2 separate regions of the Homo sapiens genome follow, and region 1 is linked to region 2. A link is an interaction called in ENCODE POLR2A ChIA-PET data of the cell type or tissue named here. Cell type or tissue: IMR-90. All regions are shown on one strand. Each heading gives the region's core, and the rest is flanking DNA. Links, peaks and the distances in the headings are about the cores only.

Evidence for each region. Peaks named below come from ENCODE experiments on the same cell type or tissue, not always from the same donor. Only the 100,000 strongest peaks of a DNase experiment are listed, where the experiment ranks them.
Region 1: POLR2A ChIA-PET joins it to region 2 with 17 read pairs; 7 of 35 experiments call an interaction of 5 or more read pairs at or near these places.

What each region holds. Positions count from the first base shown.
Region 1 is chr5:37,306,389-37,311,765 of GRCh38, reverse strand. NUP155 (nucleoporin 155) reads left to right here. Exons shown (of 35, transcript NM_153485.3): 23 at 1,023-1,214; 24 at 2,499-2,637; 25 at 4,334-4,469. Among named protein-coding and RNA genes, the nearest start is that of CPLANE1, 60 kb to the right of the region's middle. In IMR-90, for the core only: no CTCF peak of the experiment used is centred there; no DNase peak of the experiment used is centred there.
Region 2 is chr5:37,246,500-37,251,876 of GRCh38, reverse strand. It overlaps CPLANE1 (ciliogenesis and planar polarity effector complex subunit 1), which reads left to right and starts at 2,501. Exons shown (of 53, transcript NM_001384732.1): 1 at 2,501-2,632; 2 at 4,132-4,259. The coding sequence starts at 4,179. CPLANE1-AS1 (CPLANE1 antisense RNA 1) reads right to left here and starts at 2,831. Exons shown (of 2, transcript NR_134263.1): 1 at 2,656-2,831; 2 at 1,231-1,480. RefSeq lists silencers at 2,181-2,660, 2,861-3,000. In IMR-90, for the core only: no CTCF peak of the experiment used is centred there; a DNase peak (open chromatin) is centred at 2,486; H3K4me3 peaks cover 1,583 bases; H3K27ac peaks cover 1,195 bases.

The DNA.
Region 1 (5,377 bases), core at 198-5,197, 60 kb before region 2:
TTACAGGCATGAGCCACCATGCCCGGCCAAAAGGATAATATTTTAAATCTGTGATTCCTTCCCCAGTTACTAGCTGCAATTCTGTAAAAAAAAAAAAAAAAATTCTTTTTCCTTGTCCTGTATGGATATTTCATTACTCTGAAACACTTACTTTTTGACTCTCGTATACCATTTTTCAACGTTGGAAGGCAGTCTCCTCATTCTTTCCACTAGTGTCCAATGAATAGTGTGGCTTTTGTTGGTGGTTTTGTTTCTTTTAAATACATACTGTTTTTTATTTTTAAAAATTCAAGCTAATATATTTAATTATGAAACTTATCTTTTTCATACCAAGTAGAATAATAATTTTGAGTTTTATAGAGTGATAAATATATTGTAGGTAGGTTTTTATCCTGGGTATGTTTTTGTGATCCATCTTCAAAGCTCTCTTCCTTACATCACCAATGGCATGCTCAATGAATGCAAATTAAAGATTTGTTCAAGAATTTTAACACAGTTTGGGTATTTCCTTGAATTTAGAAAAAAGAGATAGCAGTCACATCACTAACAGAATCTTTTACTATAGTATAAATCAATACTTTAGAGCTTCATTTGGACAAGCAGATTTGTTCACAATACAGATTAAACTCCAATATTATTATAAGGCCTAGAATAATGGAATTCTAACAGTGTTTAGGAAGGAGTAATATGTAAGCCCAAGATTTTCAAATATAGCCAAGTGATTGTTTTTTCCATTTTATAACCAAAGCCAGGAGATCTGACTCTAGTTTTGGCTCTACTTAAGCTTTACTTTTCTCATTTGGAAAGTGAGAGTTTTGGACTAGATCTACTGTAGGTTCTTTTCCAACTCTCTATGATTTTATGTAAGTTCGCAAAAATTTGTTTCTACTAATTAGTATATTTTCGCTTTTCAATTATAGAGTCTATTAATATTTAGGTTATTTTAATTTATTAAAATAATTTCATTATGTTTAGAAATATGGTATTTCTATAATTGTGATAGAAAAGTTTTATGCTCCTAGGAACTTCAAGAGCAGCTGAAGATCACCACCTTTAAAGATCTTGTAATCAGGGACAAAGAACTCACAGGGGCATTAATTGCTTCTCTTATCAACTGCTACATCAGAGATAATGCCGCTGTTGATGGCATTAGTTTACATTTACAGGATATCTGCCCACTTCTATATAGCACTGATGATGCAATTTGTTCTAAGGTATGATACTTTATTACCTATTTCATTGTTTGTTATAAGAGGTATCATGTATGATGAACCATCTTGTTTCACTTAATATAGGACCTCAGTCAGTTAGATCTCTTAACCTCTCCTAGCCTCAGAATCCTCATCTAAGAAAGGGGTTGGAATATGTGGCTTCTTAAAACCAGTGTATACTCTTTTAAGCTTAGCTTTTCTTTTTAAAAATATTTTTATTTATTTATTTGACACAGGGTTTCACTCTGTTGCTTAGGCTGTAGTGCAGTGCTGTGATCATAGCTCACAGCAGCTTCTAAGTCCTAGACTCAAGCAGGCCTCTCATGTAGCTAGGGGCTACGGGTGTGCACCACTACACCCAGCCAATTTTTTTGTTTTTTATAGAGACAAGTTCTGATTTGTTGCACAGGCTGGTCTTGAACTCTTGGCTTCAAGTGATCCTCCTGCCTCAGCCTCCCATAGTGCTGGGATTATAAGTGTGAGCCACCATGCCCAGCCCTCCTTTAAGTTTTTCATAAAGAATATTCTCTCTTTTTTTTTAAGACTGAGTACGATCTCAGCTCACTGCAACCTCCACCTCCCAGGTTCAAGTGATTCTCCTGCCTCGGCCTCCCAAATAGCTGGGATTACAGGTGTGCACCATCACACCTGGCTAATTTTTTATATTTTTGGTAGAGACAGGATTTCACCATGTTGTCTAGGCTGGTTTTGAACTCCTGACCTCCGCCTGCCTCAGCCTTGCAAAGTGTTGGGATTATAGACATGAGCCTCTGCGCCTGGCCCATAAAGAATCTTTGATAGTGTTTCTAGGCCATATTAAAAAACCAAAGGTGAGAAATTAAGAAAAATCACTAAATTTAGAAATTAAGGAAATTTAGGGGATAATTTATCTCCTTAGCTTAAGGAAAAGTACTAAAACTTCAAGTAAATCTTTTAGTGAATTAGAGTTAATGGGGGCATTTTTATTGATCCTTTCCTACAGGTGGAAAAAATAAATAAATCAGTGTCACATGGACTGCCTGCTGCCCAATAATGTATTGACTAGGCAAGAGAATTACCAGACAAAAGTTCTCTTGCTTAACATATTTGGGAGAGGAATTAAGAATAGCTAGGAATCTTTGGTCAAAAACTTTTCTGCCTAAAATTAAGAAGTAAGTTTGTAGAGTTGTTTTCATTTTAATGGTAATAACCATATATAAATTTAGACATAGACTAAAACTTAGTTGACAGCATCATCTGTCTGCTTGATTTTATATATTTTTAAGTTCTTGTTATCTCCTCTTCTAGGCAAATGAGCTTCTCCAGCGTTCCCGACAAGTTCAAAATAAGACTGAAAAAGAAAGAATGTTAAGGGAATCATTAAAGGAATATCAAAAAATTAGCAATCAAGTGGACCTTTCCAATGTTTGTGCTCAGTATAGACAAGGTGAGAAATAAAATGTTTCTTGTATCTTTTACTCAACTCAAAAGACAAACAATAGTGTATGAATGAAGCAAGCTAATGATGAAAAGCCACTTTCCAGATGCAAATCTTCTTTCAGCATCAGAGGCCGAGTGAAAGGACGTAGGAATGTGGTATCATTGTGTTGCAATATTTGATGACTACACTGACCTGCAGAAGCTGTAATGTTCTTTCTATTTTTTGAAATGTACTTTTTTTTTTTTTTTTTTTTTTTTTTGAGAGTCTCGCTCTGTCAGCCAGGCTGGAGTGCAGTGGCACGATCTCAGCTCACTGCATCCTCTGCCTCCCAGGTTCCAGCAATTCTCCTGCCTCAGCCTCCCGGGTAGCTGGTATTACAGGCGCACGCCACCACGCCCAGCTAATTTTTTATTTTTTTATTTTTTTATTTTTTTTATTTTGAGACAGAGTCTTGCTCTGTCACCCAGGCTGAAGTGCAGTGGTGCGATCTCAGCTCACTGCAAGCTCTGCCTCCCAGGTTCACGCCATTCTGCCTCAGCCTCCCAAGTAGCTGGGACTACAGGCGCCTGCCACCATGCCCGGCTAATTTTTTTGTATTTTTAGTAGAGATGGGTTTCACCATGTTAGCCAGGATGGTCTCAATCTCCTGACCTCATGATCCACCCACCTCAGCCTCCCAAAGCGCTGGGATTACAGGTGTGAGCCACCGCGCCCGGCCATTGCCCAGCTAATTTTTGTATTTTTAGTAGAGGTGGGGTTTTACCATGTTAGCCAGGGTGGTCTCGATCTCCTGACCTCAGGTGATCCACCCATCTCAGCCTCTCAAAGTGCTAGGATTACAGACATGAGCCACTGCGCCCAGCCGAAATGTATAACTTTTTAGCATTAGAGTTTCAGTTCTTGTCCAGTTCAATTACTGTATGTTTTACATTGCTTTCTGGATTACATTTATTTTTCAGATATTTAAAATTTTTTATTGAGTTTTAAGGTATAATCTGCTTACTTTTTAAAAAATTACTTTAAATCAAATCTAACATAATGTAAAGGCCATAACTATTTGCACAGGTATTATTTTGAATCCCAAGGTATTTTTTTCCCCCCAGTAGGGAACTAAAACTTTCCTTTTTGTTATTTGAAATAGGATCTTTTTTTTCCAATGAAGAAATATATATATATATATATTTTTTTTTTTCCTTTTTCTTTTTTTTTTTGTGAGACAGAGTCTTGTTCTGTCACCCAGGCTGGAGTGCAATGGTGCAATCTCAGCTCACTACAACCTCTGCCTCGCTAGTTCAAGTGATTCTCCTGCCTCAGCCTTTTGAGTAGCTGGGATTACAGGCGCATGCCACCAGGCCCAGCTAATTTTTGTATTTTTAGTAGAGGTGGGGTTTCACCATGTTGGTCAGGCTGGTCTCGAACCCCTGACCTTGTGATCTGCCCCCTCTCAGCCTCCCAAAGTGCTGGGATTACAGGCGTGAGCCACCACACCTGGCCCCCAATGAAGAAATATATTTAACAGTTGCCTTTTAGGCATATTAAGACCTTTTCCTTCTGAAGACCTATCAGAAATATTTTATGTTAGCAGGGTGACTATTGTACAGTAGAGACATAACCTTGATCATTATTTTCATGTGCCAGCTAAGGAAAAATGTATCCAACTTAGTAGTAAGTCATAGGTCTTCATTCTTTTCTTTCCCATCAGTGAGATTTTATGAGGGTGTGGTGGAACTTTCTCTTACGGCTGCAGAGAAAAAAGATCCTCAAGGTCTTGGGCTTCATTTCTATAAACATGGAGAACCAGAAGAAGACATAGTTGGACTTCAGGCCTTCCAAGAAAGGTGCATTCCATTACGTTAGCAGATTGTCATCTTTATGGATACAGACTTTTCTTTGCATAATGTTTTTTGTTTTTTGTTTTATGTTTTTTTTTTTTTTTTGAGACAGAGTCTTGCTCTGTCACCTGGGCTGGAGTGCAGTCGTGTGATCTTGGCTCACTGCAATCTCTGCCTCCCAGGTTCAAGCTATTCTCGTGCCTCAGCCTCCCATGTAGCTGGGATTACAGGTGCACACCACCACGCCTGGCTAATTTTTGTATTTTTAGTAGAGACAGGGTTTCACCATTTTGGCCAGGCTGGTCTTGAATTCCTAACCTCAAGTGATCCACCCACCTCAGTCTTGCAAAGTGCTAGGATTATAGCCATCAGCCACCGTGTCTGGCCTCTTTGTGTAAAGGTCGACCACCCAAAGTGCTGGGATTACAGGCATGAGCCACCATGTCCAGTAGGATTTCATTTTAAAGGATAATTTTTAAGTATTCCCAAATTTGTTGAGACTGTTAAAAAGGAAATGTGTGTCCTTAAAAGAAATATAGGCCAGGCACAGTGGCTCACGCCTGTAATCCCAGCACTTTGGGAGGCTGAGGTGGGCAGATCATGAGGTCAGGAGTTCGAGACCAGCCTGGCCATCATAGTGAAACCCTGTCTCTACTAAAATACAAAAATTAGCCAGGCGTGGTGGTGCACACCCGTAATCCCAGCAACTTGGGAGGCTGAGGCAGGAGAATTGCTTTAACCCGGGAGGCAGAGGCTGCAGTGAGCTGAGATTGCACCACAGAACTCCAGCCTGGGCGTCAGAGCAGGGCTCCGTCTCGGAACAAAGAAGAAATATATAACCTTTCTATAACATATATATATGGAGGGTGTTTTGTTTTGTTTTTGTTTTTGTTTTTGAGACAAAGCTTCACTCT
Region 2 (5,377 bases), core at 282-5,281:
AGGTGTGATCATGTGACTAAGTTATTTCCAGTGGAATGTAAGCAGAAATATTATGTACTATTTCTGGGCACAGGTCTTAAAGACTGTGGGCAAAGCTCACTGTTTTTTCCCTTCTCTTTGACTGGAATCTTAGTTTACAGGGTCTCAGTTGCACTAGCTACATTTCATATGCTCAGTAGCACTTTTGGCTAATGGTTACCATATTAAGACACAGCAGACATAGAACATTTTCATCATTACAGAAATTTATATTGGATAGGAGCACCCTAGAGAGAATATCTACAATCTGTCAGATACCCCAGAATCATTACAATAAATCACCTCTGTTACTTAGGCTAATCAGATTTGATTTTACTATATGCTTTCAAAAGGAACTCAGTTATTATATATCTGGCACTATAACTATACCTACTAAACACTAAACCAAATCTGATGGGGCAATTCTCAGGCTTATTTCTATTTGACCTTTATCAGTTTTTTACCTGGTCAACCATTTCCTTGGATCTCTTCTACCCCTGACATTCTCTCATAAGAATTGGTATGCTGGCAGGCCACGGTGGCTCACACCTGTAATCCCGGCACTTTGGGAGACCGAGGTGGGTGAATCACGAGGTCAGGAGTTCAAGACCAGCCTGGCCAACATAGTGAAACCCCGTCTCTACTAAAAATACGAAAATTAGCTGGGCCTGGTGGTGGGCACCTGTAATCCCAGCTACTTGGGAGGCTGAGGCAGGAGAATCGCTTGAACCCGGGAGGCGGAGGTTGCAGTGAGCAGAGATCGTGCAACTGCACTCCACCCTGGGTGACAATGTGAGACTCTGTCTCAAAAAAAAAAAAAAAGAATTGGTATCCTCCATAAAATCTCTTACCAATATATACTAAAGACAGATGACCCTTAAAAAGTGCAGAGAGGGTGAAAGGGAGACTGATGCTTATTTTACACATTCTGTGTTCCCAAGCCTCCCATCGAGCTTCTGAACCACGCATCTAAATTGTTCACTAGATAGCTCCAGAGGCATCGCAAAATGGATGTGCTTCAAAATGAAACTATTCCTCATTCAAAACCTAGCTTAGTTTTGAACCTTCCCATCACCCAGATAGAGAAAATGGACCTGTGCATACTGCGATCATGGTATTTATGACTGCACTGTAACTTAAGTGTGTGTGACTCTCTTTTGAATAGGGACACCATCTTCCCCTCTTTATACCTAGCATAGTGTCTGACACACATAAGTGCTCAATGATTTTTATTTTAGCAAATTGTAGTCATTTCCATACATTATTTTTTACAGTAAACATTGCCGGATACATTTCCATACGTTTTTAAAGAATAGAGGAGGAGGAAGAGGAGGGAAAAAAAGGAAAATAAATAAATAAACGTGTGGAGCAATCAACTCCAGAATCACACCAATATTTCTAGGTCTAATGGCCACACAGCAAAATCAGCCTCAGTTATCCCATTGTCTTCATATCTTAAGACCTAAAAATGGGAACACAGGATTGTGGGAATAGGTTAGGATTTCTCAGTTTCCAAATTTTTCTGTGAGACTTTTATGCTAACTCTAGCACGGCTTATGTAAAATGTTCGTGATTTGGGGGTGGATCTAAACCACCTCAGATCTATAACCTCTGAGATAAGTGGGGCTGAGCTGCCAGAATGCCATCCGCCATTTATCCCACCCAGAGACACAGGGGTAATTGTGGTTCTGATGCAGCCAGTTCGCCTACCCTGTAACGCTTATTTGCTAAAATAAACCAACCTAAGAGCTAGCCATCCAATGCAGAGGGCAGGGCCATTTTCGGTGCAGAACATACCTGGCCTAGCCAAGGGTGACAGGGTCCTGCCTTCAAAAACAGGCCAGTCACATGAAAGAGTGAAGATGGGCGCATGTGGAGGAGGACAACAGGCCACTGCCTGAGGCCTTCACATTTAAGCTACACAAAAATGCTTTTCCAGGTGAGCAGAGCTCTCGGGCTGCCTGCTTGTGACCCCTGCTCCTGTCAGTCACGAGAACAGGGCGAAGGAGGCGAAAACAGTGCGGAGAATAAGTCCGTAGGACAGTGAGTTCGGAAAATGCCTTCTTCAGTGTTCCAAGGTGCCCACGTGAACTGAGGAGGGCAGAGCAAAACCCCTTATTTTCGGGTCTGTGCAGGGTCCCCGCTAGGAAGGGGCAGCCCTTGAGTTTCATGTTGGTCGGTTATTAAGCGGCTCCCCCGTGAGCCCCGCCCAATGCCTGTGCGCTCAAACTAGCAGCGTCCGAGGAACGCGTTAACTGGGAGAAGTGAACTGAGGGGGTCCGGCGGCCGCTGAGGAGGGGAGCGCGCGGGAGGAGGGGCGAGGAGCCCGGAGGCGGGCGCGGCTGGCAGCTTAGAGGGCCCGGGCGGAGGCCTGAGAGCAGGGCTGGAGGGGCGGAGGACCGGGGAGACCCGCCCGCGGCGTTCCCGGCCGGTTCTGAGCAGGCGCCGTGGCAGCGCCCGCGCCCCCTGCCCGCCCTCCGCCGTCGCCAGGACGCAGGCTCGCGTCAGGGCTGGCGGTAGGGCCCGCAGCTGTCGGCCTGGCGTCTTCACCCCGCGCAGTCGGCCTCGCCTAGCCTTCTCGCGCCTGACTGGCCGGACCCTGCCCCTGGCGGAGGTAACTGCCCGCGGATTCCTTACCCCGCGATCCTGGCCTCCTCGTAAGCTCCCCGGACCCGGGCGTCCTCGGTCTCCCCTCATCTACTCTTCTGTCGGGCAGGTCCGCGACCTTCCGCCTCCCGGGCCGTCTCCCGCCGCACCCGGCCCTGGTACATCCCCACTACCCAGTCCGGGCCCGTCCTCGCTCTGGGCCTACCCCAGCCTCCCAGCGTCGCCTGCTGACGGAGCGCGGGAGCCCCAAGGGGCCGGGGTCACCCGGCCGGCGTGGGTGGTGCCAGGCTCGGGCCACACCTCGGCACCGGACCCGAGTCCCCCAGCTTCTCGAGCAGGATCCGGAGGAATAGAACGTCAATTTTCCTCGCTCTTAGCAATTTTAAGATTGACTAATGGATTTAGGGTATGTCAGTGCATAAAGTTCCCAGTATTTTTTCACTCAATAATTTTAGCAGCGCTGATACTATTGACTGGATTTGTTATTTCATTAGGAGCTGCAAATGATGCTTTTCTAATGCCGGCGTTTCTCTGGCATTTGGTTAACCCTTTTGTGAGAATTTATTTTATTTGCAATTTTATTTATTTATTTTTGAGCCGGAGTCTTCGCTGCGTTGCCCACGCTGGAGTGCAGTGGCTCTCACAGGCACAATCACAGCTCACTGCAGCCTCGAACTCTCTTGTCCTCAAGCGATCTTCCCATCTCAGCCTCCGTGCTGACTGATAGCTAGCATCTTGATAGATCTTTGTGTGCTGTCTCTGAGTAGTTTTTCTTTTAAAGCTATTTTATTAAAAAAACAAAAAAACAAGCCCATCTAATTTGGCCGGGCACAGTGGATCACGCCTGTAATCCCAGCACTTTGGGAGGCTGAGTCGGGCGGATCACCCAAGGTCAGGGGTTCGAGACCAGCCTGGCCAACATGGTGAAACCCGGTTTCTACTAAAAATACAAAAAAATTAGTCCGGTGTGGTGGTGCATGCCTGTAATCCCAGCTACTCGGGAGGCTGAGGCAAGAGAATCGCTTGAACCCGGGAGGCGGAGGTTGCAGTGAGCCGAGATCGCGCCACTGCACTGCAGCCTGGGCTACAAGAGCAAAACTTCAACTCAGAAATAAAATATAAATCAAAACTTTATGAAAATTGTCAGTTAAGATCTTCAGTGGTCCATGCGCAGTGGATCGTGCCTGTTATCCCAGCACTTTGGGAGGACGAAGTGGATGGATCACTTGAAGTCAGGAGTTTGAGACCAGCCTGGCCAACATGGTGAAACCCCATCTCTACTTAAAATTAGCCAGGCGTGGTGGCACACGCTTGTAGTCCCAGCTACTCGGGAGGCTAACGCAGGAGAATCACTTGAATCCGGGAGGCGGAGGTTGCAGTGAGCTGAGATCATATCACTGCACTCCAGCTGGGGCAACAGAACGAAACTCTTGTCTCAAAAAAAAAAAAAAAATGCCCAGTGAATATTATGCATCATTTATATTTTATTACTATTATTGTTTACAGAATCTTGGGACTGTTTTACTTAATTGGTCATTGATAGCTTAACAAACATGGAGATAAGATTAGAAATCTTGACATCAACAGGTATTAAGCAGAAAAAACCATGGCCACGTGTCTCCTGGTTGGGAAAGGTAGGTTTTTCTTTATTCATGCAATACCAGTTTTATATATGTTATATGTGTGTTTTGCCTGTAATATAGGAGTGTTCTATGATCTTAAATAAATAAAACATCATCTACTGGAGGAGGATCTACAGGAGGATCACCTACCTGCACACTGAACAGGGTTTTGTGTGTGTTTCGTTTTTATTATAATGAGCAAGTTAGCTTTTCCAGAATGTTAAGTGGTTTATTTAGAAGATTTTTACTTAAACTATTTTTTTCATATTATGTTTAAGTCAAGTTTAAGTTAAGTTGAGATGGCATATATCAAAAGGGAATATTTAATGTCCTGAGCTTTCCTTTACTGGAACAGTTAATGGAGTGTTTCCTCCTATTGTGGTTTTCATGATTGTGCTATGAAGTGTTCTTGGAAACTAGGATGGAAGAAATGGGCCACAATACGTTAGTAATCCAGGAATGCCATTCATAATATATGGCATAGATTCCCCACTTAGGGAAAGTAGGCAACCCTACTTTATTTGTGATGATTATTGAAATAAAGTGTTAAATTTCCTGTGAGAAATTATACCACTAACTCCCCTGTAACAGGAGTTCTCAAACTATCAGAACTATCTGGAGAGGTGGTTAAAACACAGATTGCTGGGCCCTGTTCCCAAAGTTTTCAGTTAATTAGGTCTGCTGTAGGGTTGGATATTTTGTATTTTTTTATTTTTATTTTTTGAGATGGAGTCTCGCTCTGTTGCCCAGGCTGGACGCAATGGCATCCTCTCGGCTCACTGCAACCTCAGCCTCCCAGGTTCAAGCGATTGTCTTGCCTCAGCCTCCTGAATAGCTGGGATTACAGACGCATGCCACCATGCCCAGCTAATTTTTATATTTTTAGTAGAGGCTAGGGGTTTCACCATGTTGGTCAGGCTGGTCTTGAACTCCTCACTTCTGAGGTGTTGCTGATGCTGCTGGCTCAGTTATACCTTGAAAATCACTGCCTTAGAATATATGAAAACAAAGTTAACTCAAAACAGCCTACTTTTTCTAGGTAATAAAAAATGAGCAGAGTCAGGGATTTATGAATTTCAGAAGCTATATCTATTTTAATCTAAGTAAATAATTTAAAAACTTGCTCATAC